Regions from separate parts of the Mus musculus genome. Here region 2 is linked to region 1. The links are chromatin loops, found by intact Hi-C in ENCODE. Cell type or tissue: left cerebral cortex. All regions are shown on one strand. Links, peaks and the distances in the headings refer to the core of each region. The heading gives the core; the rest is flanking DNA.

Region 1 (5,365 bases), core at 288-5,287:
TCTGCCAGAGTCTGATGCTATAGTTAATGTGTCACCTCAGGGTTTTGAGGGGCTGGCTGCCTCAGATCTTCACCCTCTCCCTCAGTCCCCTCATCCCACAATCCCATGTGGCTTTAGCTTTCCCAGTCTTCCTCCTTCCTCACCTCACTGCTCTCTGAGAGGGACCAATCTGCTCACTGGGACTACACAAACCACTTACAGGCAGCCAGACTTGAAATCTAAGATAGAACCTTCAAACAAACAAAGCAGAGTGCTTCACAAACAAAAGTCCTTCGCTCGCTCGGTTTCCTCAGTTTCACCTTTATATATGGGCCTCTACAAATCCAGCTTTCACCCAAGAAATGTTCCCTCTAGATTCCTGCTGCCGTGGGCTGCAGCTGGCAGCAGGTGGGCGCCCCTGGCCTTCAACCTCGAACCCATGACATCGGCTTACAGCGGAAGCACTTCTCTGCCGCCACGCCTGCTATGTGTCTGTATCACTCGTGGGCACGAATACTCATATACACTACTATGAAAACACCACACCTGCTGGCACGTGGAAGAGCAGCTTTCTTAATGTAGTTTTCTTTTCTTTACTTTCCTTTCTTTCTTTTTTTTTTTTTTTTAACTTCAAGGTTGGGCAGAACACATCTGTAGGGGAAACACTTAGAGAAGGGGGTGCAAAGGCAAGCCATTAGAAACAACAGCCCTCAACAATTCCCCTTTCCACTTTTCTAAACTTTGGGGAACGGAGGATAGGATTTTTGTGAAGGCGCCTCATGTATCATCTTAAATTGTACTCTCAGACATTTCAGAAGCCTCAAGTGGTAAAACTGGATCAAGTGGAACAATGAAAAGGTTGGATGGGCAGCTGCCCTCTCAAGGTGGCCACGGGGCCTCTATCTTCTGTTGCCACTATCCCCCTGGGACAAACCCTTAAGGACTATTATCTAAAAGAACATGTTCCTACCAGAGTCTCTCCAGACTCAGCCCTCAGCTCCCAAGAACACAAGGCAGTAACTCAACCAGGATAGAAGACGGGGACCTTCGGGACCTGGGAACTTAATTTCCAATGGCTAATGTGCAAGTTTTCCCACCTAGGGTCACATTATCTTTTCTGGTCCCTCCGGTGCTTTGGTGTCAGATGTCACTGATTTCCAGTTCAGAGACTTTGAGAAAACAAACAAACAAAAGAGTCTGAAATTTTCTTTCCTCGAGTCCTATAAGGCAGTAGGATATTCCACACATCGAACAATACTGCACCTGAGTGGATAGGACAGCCTGGCCCTAGGTTCATACCATAAAAACTCCCAAACACAATACACCTCCATTGTAAGATACTGCGCTCTCAGGTTACGGGGATGAAGACACAGGTCGGATGCACACCTGCTCCTCAGAATGACTGGCTGTTCAAAAGGCAGAGCCTGGAAAACCATGCGGCTCAGCCCGGCATTACATCACCACATGAGTCCAGCGTGTCACTTAAGCCCAGCGAAGGGTGAAAGCCCCACACTCCCACACCTCTCATGGGGCCCAAACCCTACTCCAATACACAGACCAGGGCCTGCGAGCTTTAAAGTTACGTATCAAATACTCAAGAACGCACACTGCTCTGCCACCCCCCCACCCCGCAAGTCTCCAGAAATATTCTCCTCTTTGGAAAAGGGGAGAAGACATCCGAGGGAACTGGCAGAACCCACTTTCGACAGCAGCCTTTCTTGCTGAGTTGTGACCTGGCAGACAGACCTAGTCTATAAGCCCCATCCCTCCCGCGCCCCCAACAAGACTGGGTTTGTAATGGAGACTACCATAACAGAAAGAGCAACTGTAACAAACACTCCTCGGGAATAAAAAGCCACTTCTGAGCACATTAGCACTGTGGTTTGGAGAAAAGATCGGATTCCTGGATCGATGCATAGTCAGACTCTGCCTCAACCAATGACAAGGCTGTTTGGCTGTCTTTACTAATAATAGCAGGCGGCCTCGTCCTCGGTGTCAGCAGAAGAGAGTAGCCTGGTGATGCCTGGACTAGCCCGGCTGCACACGCACTCTGAGCTCCATGCCATCCATCTGTCCTGCCATGCAGGGAGCTAACCCAGCACTGTTTCCAGCATGTACAATACTCCTCCTAGGAGGAGGCCCTCTCTCCTTGATGCCTCCAGTTCCCTAGCAGGAAATACCAGTGGGGGCGGGGGTACAGAGGAAAAAGATGCTGATAGCGCAGAAGCCCCCACCATGCACCCTGCTGCTGAATAACCAAAACCGAATTCCAGAGGGCTATTTCTGCTCCAGAGGTATCCCAGGGCTGCAAGAAACTCGGTCCAGCTAAAACACAAAACACTACCAAGCAGCAGCCACCAGGTAAATCTTTGCAAGGCTTCCCGGGCCAGCCTAGGCTTCACGCTGCACCACATGGGGGAGAGAAGCACTAACAAAGCCGGGCAGCCTCTCCTCCCCACGGGGACTACAGGAGGCAGAGCACTGCACTTACATGGCCTCAGAAACCTCCAGGTTCAGGTCACTGGCTGGGGCTGGCTGCAGGGACTGCGACCCTCCCATCCTCGCTGAGCCCTGGCGTGCAGACTAGCCACGAGCAGGGCCAGCGTCCTGGTGCGGTTCCTCCAGCCCGGGGCGGGCCGGCCGGCGGCCGGGGCTGCTGCACTGCAGATGGGAGCAGCTGCTGGCATCCGTGGTGGCGGCGACTGGGAGCAGCGGCTCGAGGCCGGAGCCGGCCCGGGGGGCGAGCACCAAGGCAGTGTGCGCGTGCAAGTGCAGCTGGCGGGTGCGCGCCTAGGTGTGTGCGTGAGCGTGGCCGATACGCGTGGAGCTGCCCGAAAGGAGGCAGTGTGAGCCCAAGCACTGGCGAGGTCGGAAAGGATCTTCTCTTAAAGCCCCCGGTTCAGCCTCTGTGTTGGGACTTGATGATGTCACCACCACCAAGCGGCCTGACGCCTGCATCTTCACAAAGCTCCAACATCCTCCGGAAACTGCTGGGAGGGGGAGCGAAGACCCTCCCCTCTACTCACACACTAAGCCCAGCTTCCCAGCTTAGCCCAGACTGCTAGCTAGTACAGTGAGTCTTTTGAGAAGTAAATATATACTACTCAGCAGTACCTCTCTCTCTCTCTCTCTCTCTCTCTCTCTCTCTCACACACACACACACACACACACACACACATACACACACACACACACACACACACACACACACACACACACACACACCGCCCCAGAGAGCAGGGCAAGGTGGTCTATCAATTGACAAAGTTGGAAACAGGCCCCTGCTCTCTCACTCCCCCAGACTGTAGGAAGGCTACAGAACCAGAAAAACAGGCTGCAGTGGAAACTGAGGACCACACACCTGAACTTTCTCCAGACAGGAAGGCTGGGGAAGGACTAAAGTCTGTCCCAGAAGCATCGATCTGGCACAGTTCCTAGGCTTGCAGCCCACCAAGGCCAGGCTTCCAAGGATACCTTCATAGCTTAACAACTCTGCAGAGGTTGGGGCCAGCTGGAGAGAGAGCAGCACAGGGCCACCTTCAGGGACTGGGGCTGGATTCTGGTCTTTGGCCACCAGAAGAATTTTCTCTAAAGTCAAGCCCTATGCTATGCAAGCTGTGCTCCAGCGTCAGGGTCCTCCCTCATATACCAAGGATGTACAGGGGAATAATCCCCGATCCTAAACATAGGCAGGCTGGCATAGATGCTGGGGACACCCAGTGCCAGACCCCATTTCCCTGCTGGGGAGCAGCTCGGAAAGTCTCAGCAGTGGAGCTCTGGGCCTTCTCACTGGAGGCTACTTGAAAAGCATTCTATCTCCCTGTAAGTGCCTGTCACCCTAACACCCGACCACCACCTTACACATTCAATGCAATGGCTTTCTGAGCCCCGAACATTTACAGCTGGATTCAAACACCACTGCTTACAGGAAAGTGGAAAGACTCTTCTATGTTTTTACAATTCCTCAACTGGAATGACAGTTAGCTCATAAGAAGCATGTACATTATGGCCCCCCAAAAATAATAATATGAAGTAAAACCGACCGGTGCATACCATAAAATAAAATAAAGCTACGCAACACACTTTAAGATTCCTCCCGACGTACGTACTGACTGCCTTCTAAAAGTGTGGCTAAGGACGTCCGCACAGGCTGCACATCTAGAATTGCTACTTGCCTATAAGCTGCAGAGCCCGAGGGCCAGCTGACTTTCCTGGGCTCACATTTCTTCTCTGTGTCAAAAATACTACACCATCAAAATTGCTCCTCCAGATTGAGTGACACGAAATCTCCAGGAAGCACTGAGCTTTCTGTGTTTAAATAAAAACAGCAAACGATGCCGCCAGTCGTGTGGGGAAGGTAACCTTCAGCAGGGCAGCACACCTCCACGAAGGCCATCGTCACTCAAGGTCAGCACTACTGTCACCTGGTGCCAAGAACCCTGCAACTTATTTATTCAACCATAGGGAGGGGGAGGGGCTCTTTATTTAAAACAAAAACAGATCTTTTAGTTCTGTCTGCAGGTAGGGAGCCAAAAGAACCTTACATGTGTAGGAAAAGATCTTCATCAATGTTGATATGTAATCTTCCAAGGAAAGGGGCTCTCTCCCTGGGCACGTAGTATACAGAGTTCAGTTAGGTTACAACTAGGAAAAAATGGGAGAAATGAGAAGGAGGAGGGTCCTAGTTCCAGCCTGAACTAACCCCATTTTGCCCCTCACTGGCTCTATTCTGCCTCTTTAACTTTCTGCTTCGAGAATCTTCTACAAAGGCCCTGGACTGACAGATAAACATCTTCATGACAAAGGACCAACAGAGAGGACCTCTAAGCACTTGGGGCGAGGCTTGCAGGACATATCCCCCTCTCAAGGAGAAAACAGTCCATGATGGTGCAACTTTGTAAGGAACAGGGGCGAATTGCTTGGCGGGACCCAGACTGTCCCCCTCAAAGAGGGAGATGTATTAACTCATGGGACCCAGACAGTCCCCCTCAAGGGACAACAATGGCAGTAACACATTCAGAGCCCCAGGCAGAACTGAGACAAAGGCCTCCTGGCCTGACCAGGATCACAAGCTCTCAGTGAGGCAAACCCAGCCCTCTTCTTCTGCCCACTCCCTGCCCCCTTTTTTCCTCCTTATAAAATATCGGAGTTCCCAACAGCCCATTGAAGACAGACTTGGAGTCACCAAATCCTTTATCTGCTTTTTCCAACAGTCATATTCATTAACTCTGTCCTTCACCACACCTTATCTCTGACTGGTGTGCTCGGACTTCTAGATCTGATGACAGGGTCACAACCCGAACCTGTTTGGGTCGGTTTGCACAGGGCAGGCAGGGTCACAGGTCTGTCAAAATGTCTTTACCCTTGGTAAGTAGGAGGTTTCTGC
Region 2 (5,365 bases), core at 247-5,246, 63 kb before region 1:
ACAGAGATAGCAATGGCAGCTGCCAGCCTCAACCGCAAGGTGAGTCTCTGCTCACCCTGCCTGCAGAGACCTCCTTTTGTATTGAGAATAAAATCCAGGCTGCACCCCACACACTTGCTCCAGCCCTGACAGCTCCTGCCCCAGTGCTCAGGAGCCCTCAAAAATACTCAAGTTATGTGTCTCTGATCCCCCATCACTTCCTCTCCATTTGTCGCGTGCGTACGTGCGTGCGTGCGTGCGAGAACATGTAGTTGGGCCACTTGTGGGTTCTGGTTCTGCTATACTCCAACTCTCCCCACCTCAGGCCTGGGACTCAGGCCTCCTGCTGCCATACTGCTCCTATGATGGTAATTTTGTCAGGTTGATCAGACTAAGAAATGTGTAGATTAGGACAGCGTATACTGGGTGTGCCTGTGAGGGCATCTTCAGGACAGTTAGGTCATGAGGACCGTGACCTTGTAAACTAGTTCTTATTATGATGGTGTTACTAAGAGGTGACAGAGAGGAGGAGGTGGGAGTTGGCTGGAAGAAGTAGGTCACTGGGGCCAAGTCCTTCAGGGCTGATATTGCCCTAGCTGCTTCCTGTATTTCTTTTCTCTGCTTCCTGCCTGTCAAACTATGAAATGCATGCCCTCACCACCGTGGTGGACGGATTGTTCTGGAACTGTTAGGCAAACAACAACTCTTCCTTCGGATGAGTCTGTCAGGTATTTGGAGAAGACAATGACAAAGGACCAGGCCGCTCTCCTCAGGGGCTGGCTGCGGGTCAGTCTGGTTCACCGCTCTGCTCTGGGCACACAAACCCCCGCCACACAAGTGGCCCTGCCACGGGATCCACGTGCTGCATGAACAAAGGTGGCCCTGAAGTGACCTGTACAAAGTGTTCCTGTCCCCATCTTACAGAAGGTGAAAGAGGGTTTGAACAAGGCACCTCATTTGTTCACTGAGGGAACAGCACAGCCCAGGCTCAGCCCCAAAGACAAAGCCCGGCCATGACCAAATTCTTCCCAAGCCCCCTGAGATGGACAGTCCCCACTGGGAACAGCCAGAGATTTTGATTTGGGTTATTTTTCCTTCTGTTTTCTGATAGAGCACCCTCTTGCTGTGTCTTAAGTTCAGCACATTATTACTGTGTGTCACAGTGAGGGGGAGGGGGGGTGTCACAGCCTGAATTTTACTCCAAGCCTTGAAATTTTGTGGACCCAGGGCCTTGTCAGCTGAGAGTGTGCATTAGAGCTAGCTGGAGGGCTACACAAACAGACATGGCTCCCTCCTCTCTTTTGACTCAGCAGATCGGGGTGGGGAATCTACACAAGTAACAAGCTCCCTGGATTCAGATAGAGCTGACCCAGGGCCCTGCCTGGAAAACCACTGCCCTAGGAGATGCCTATTGTCCCTCCACCCTGCCTCTATGATCCCAGGGTTCTCAGCAGCGTCCAGAAGCCACCAAGGGCAGTGGCTCTGGAGTCTGACACGCCAGCTTGGAATCCCAACTCTGCAGTGTTCTTAAACTCACTGTGCCTCCTCACCAGAACCAGAACCAGAACCAGAACCAGGGGATAGCAGTGCTTCTGGGCCATAACATTTGGAGAGGTTAAAAAAAAAGAGAATGAATACAAAGCTCTTGGTGCCCTGGGACGGCCTGGAATCTGACCTGTTATCAACAGCATCACTGCCCACAGAAGCTCTTAACATCGCCCCTGACCCAGTGGGACAGCGTCACAGTGACTCATGAAGTGCTGCCTTTTAAATAGAGAGCTTTTTAATACAAGCAATAGACTTGCTCTATCCACACTCCTAGAGGAGAGGGCACTGGCAAATTCCACTAGATGTTATTGACCGAACTTTAGCCATTTCCTTTGCTCCCAGCATGCCGTACAATGTACATTCTGGGCTGATCTGTGGTCACGTATACATTTCACCAGACAGGCTGAAGGAGCTATTTATCAAACAGAGTTCCATCTGATTTCCTGAATCTAAGATGTCGCCTAGCCCAAGCTTTCCTCTTGTCACTTTTAAAAATAGAATTGCCCGGTTCCCAGGAGAGCCAGGCAATGGCAAGTCTGCACAAATCTTCTTACTCGTGACCAACAAAGCTAGGCTCTTAAAGTCAGGAAATCAGCCTCAGCCCCCAGACAGGACAACGGGGACTCGAAACCCTGATGGGGGCTTTCTGGCGTTTGCAGGCAAACCACTATTAAATCCAATGGGGAAAGCAGCAAATACGAAAGCAAAAATAACCAAGCCAGGAAAACAAAACACAAGCAAGGGGCTGCGAGGGGTGGGCTGCGATGGGTGGGTGTCAGACGGTGGGGGTGGGGTGGGGGTAGGGAGCAGTTACTTACCAGGCTTGCCTGTTTGTTTTGCAAGCAAAGGGCAAAGAGCAACAGAAAATGGAAGCAAAACAGAGAATCAGGGCAGTTGTTAGAAAAGCAGAAACAAACAAACAAACAAACAAACAAAAAATCGCCACAATCTGGAATGCAGAAAGCGCAGAGGTTCCTTCCTGTCCTGCATTCCATGGAGCCCACTACTGAGCTTAGATAAGGCACGCTTTCTCCTGAGGAGCTGCTGAGAAGGGATGAGCAGGTGTGGCGCCTGGGTCAGAGGAACCAGGCTCTCCCTCAAAACACATGCACTCTGGTCCTAAGCTGCCAGGCTCTCAGGCCCAGGTTCGCCTTGCTGGACAGGTGGAATGAAACTGGGATGAAAACATGGAATCCAGATGAGGCCCATGGGCTTGTTTCTACATGTGAAGGGACCTACTTTCCTACGAGGCAGGCGGGTCCACCCACCTTCCCTGGGCGGTCATGTCACAGGTTGTCAACACGGAACATGAAATGTCTAGTGGCCTCACCCAGCGATCCTCCACAGCAACTGACATACAATTTTTCTGGGTTAGAAAAGCTTTGGAAAAGCGGATGAGGGAGAGGCTGGTGAGTAAGGCTCGTGACTATGCACACAGTAGGGATGTTATCCAAGAGATGATGCACTCAGCTAGGGATGCTGTAGCAGTCTCCCTGAGCCATCCTGGGGGTTCTCTTGTACACAGAAAACTGTTCAGAGTCCAAGAAAGAAATGCACCAAGCCTCTGATACCCACCCTTCTTAACTGTCCAAGATTAAAATGTTCCAACTGCGGTCAGCTGCAATTTCTCTCAGAAGCAGGAATCAGCACCTAGTAGCTTCTGTCTCACCATAATGGCAGATTCCCAGATAGGTCAGCTGGACAGGCTCTCATGCTTAGAGTCCACCAGGGGGAACTCCTGCTTCTCTGAACATCCCTAGCTGTGTGCTTGCTACAAGCTGGCTGTGGCAGCCTTCCCTCAGGCCTTTCTCCCTCAACACCACACTAGCATCTGCCAGTGTCATATCCCAAGACACAGGAGGCAACCCTGTCCACACTGAGAGAAGCCTGTTTCCTCTCCAGTTCCTTTGCCAGCTCTTAGAATGCGCAGCATGTTGAAGTTTCTATCTCATCCATAAGCTTGTGCATTTGGCTCTGATGGGATGCACCTTCCATGGGATCAATGTGGCTGAACGTAGGCCACAATTAATGCTCCCGAGAGGGCCAGCCATTCAACCATTGGCCCTCCTGCTACTGCAAAGGCCACTGAGCCGTTCATCTTGGGGTCAGCTATAGACGGGTAGGACTCAAAAGGCCAAACATTTGCTACAGGGCTCTGTAAGCTTGTACAGATCTAGGCTCTGTAAGCTTGTGCAGATCTAGGCTCAGCACAAACTTGTATGTTTACCCCACAAATCCTTAGGTAGGGAAAAAAAATCATTTTTAAAACTGATTATCATGAACCTAAGCAAATAAACAGATAGCTAGACATAAATCAACATGAAGACCAACTCCCCAAGACTATACAAGCCTGGTCTTGGACTATCTCCAAGAATGTTTCTCATTATAGAGGAGGAGGATGGGGAGGGGGAGATGGAGAGATAGATAGTAACACGAGGAAGGGAGGAATAGAGGAGAGGAGGGGGGCGGAGGAAAGGAGGAAGGAAGGAAAGATGAAGGAAGGCACACAGGTCATTGTGTGTCATTTGCTAGTATAGGGCCGTCTTTCATTGCAGGCCTAAGCAATCTTTCAGCTCTGGCACTCAGGGATGCAGTGTTCTGACGGAGGTGTCACATCTCAGGGAGAGCTGGGATTGGCTACCATGCTCTGCCAGCCGCAAGAGGAAGGGTACTGGGTAGGGAGTTGCCATGGGTTCCATCCTGGCCCTAAATCTATGTGTTAAGGCTGTATATTTAATCATGGACTCTAAACTAAGTTGGGGTTGGGGGTTTTAATTCTATGCTTCCTGCAAGCAAAATCCAACTTACTGGCCAGACTCAGACTCCTTCCCAACATGGTGGATCACCTGGTTGGGTAAATGAGGTCTGTGGAGATGCTGGGGAATTGTGAAGTTGTGACGTACATTCTCCTGGCTATCCTCAGGGTACAGCCACAAGTGCGGCTGAGATGGTCCCTGCCGAGGAACTCACTACTCTTAGAGGAACTGGCTCTGAGCCTTGTGGCTGAAACCCACCCCCATTCCCCTACCCCCTCCCCTGAGCACTCTAGTCGTGACACCCACCGATCATCTGTGCAATGGTCTTCTCATATTCGGCCACAATTTTCCTGGAAGAAAGGCAAGGAAACACTCAGCTATAGAACAGGACGGTGTTAAATCTCTGCCCACGGGGGTGGGGGGTGGGGGGTGTGGGGCGTGGGGGGGTGTTACAGTGTAACCAGGGAACAGCAGCACAAATCCGGTCAGAGCTGGGCTCACACCCTCTGCACTCATCCCTGAGCTCCATCACTAAGTTCCTTCTCCCGGCATAAAGCTCTCAGTCCACCACGCTGTCCACTATGTGAACCAACGGGCCAGAGCGCCCCCCAGAGTCTCACATCTCACTGCTCTCACGGGCTCAGCACTTTCCAGCTGGCTCACGGACATGGCGCTCAATGTGCATAGACAATTTCCCCCGATCTCAGCTCTCTCGTTCCAAGTGTAGCCTAGGGTGTTTGCTTACTTCCTTCTCTCATTTCTGCCACCCAGAATCTGTTTCTCGAGTCTAATTCAAACCTTTCCCTCCCCAGGAAGCCTTTCTCATTGCTCTTGTAGCTCCCTAACATCCTTTCCGTATCTTCTTCCAAAGCCTCCGGAAACAGGAGCTAGTCTCCTCTAATGGAGGAGACATTCCGCAAGGTCTTAGGCTGCTTCTTGTCCCCTTGCATTTTTAATGATTTATTTATTACTTTTATTTTATGTGCATTGGTGTTTCACCTGAATGTATATTTGCATGAGGGTTTTGGATCCCCTGGAATTGGAGTTTCAGACAGTTGTGAGCTGCCATATAGGTGCTGGGA

What was found. Peaks named below come from ENCODE experiments on the same cell type or tissue, not always from the same donor. Only the 100,000 strongest peaks of a DNase experiment are listed, where the experiment ranks them.
Region 2: a loop joins it to region 1, with 2.2 times the contacts of the local background. A loop is called at or near these places in 6 of 42 quality-filtered maps.

What each region holds. Positions count from the first base shown.
Region 1 is chr7:130,690,093-130,695,457 of GRCm38, reverse strand. All of the region lies in intron 5 of Tacc2 (transforming, acidic coiled-coil containing protein 2), which reads right to left. Among named protein-coding and RNA genes, the nearest start is that of Gm34283, 28 kb to the left of the region's middle. In left cerebral cortex, for the core only: CTCF peaks have their summits at 1,427, 2,313, 2,567 and 2,815; DNase peaks (open chromatin) are centred at 1,497, 2,161 and 2,792; H3K4me3 peaks cover 2,369 bases; H3K27ac peaks cover 1,752 bases.
Region 2 is chr7:130,752,886-130,758,250 of GRCm38, reverse strand. Tacc2 (transforming, acidic coiled-coil containing protein 2) reads right to left here. Exons shown (of 22, transcript NM_001004468.3): 18 at 4,590-4,633. Among named protein-coding and RNA genes, the nearest start is that of Btbd16, 19 kb to the left of the region's middle. In left cerebral cortex, for the core only: a CTCF peak has its summit at 3,249 (motif pointing right); DNase peaks (open chromatin) are centred at 1,904, 2,955 and 3,251; H3K27ac peaks cover 672 bases.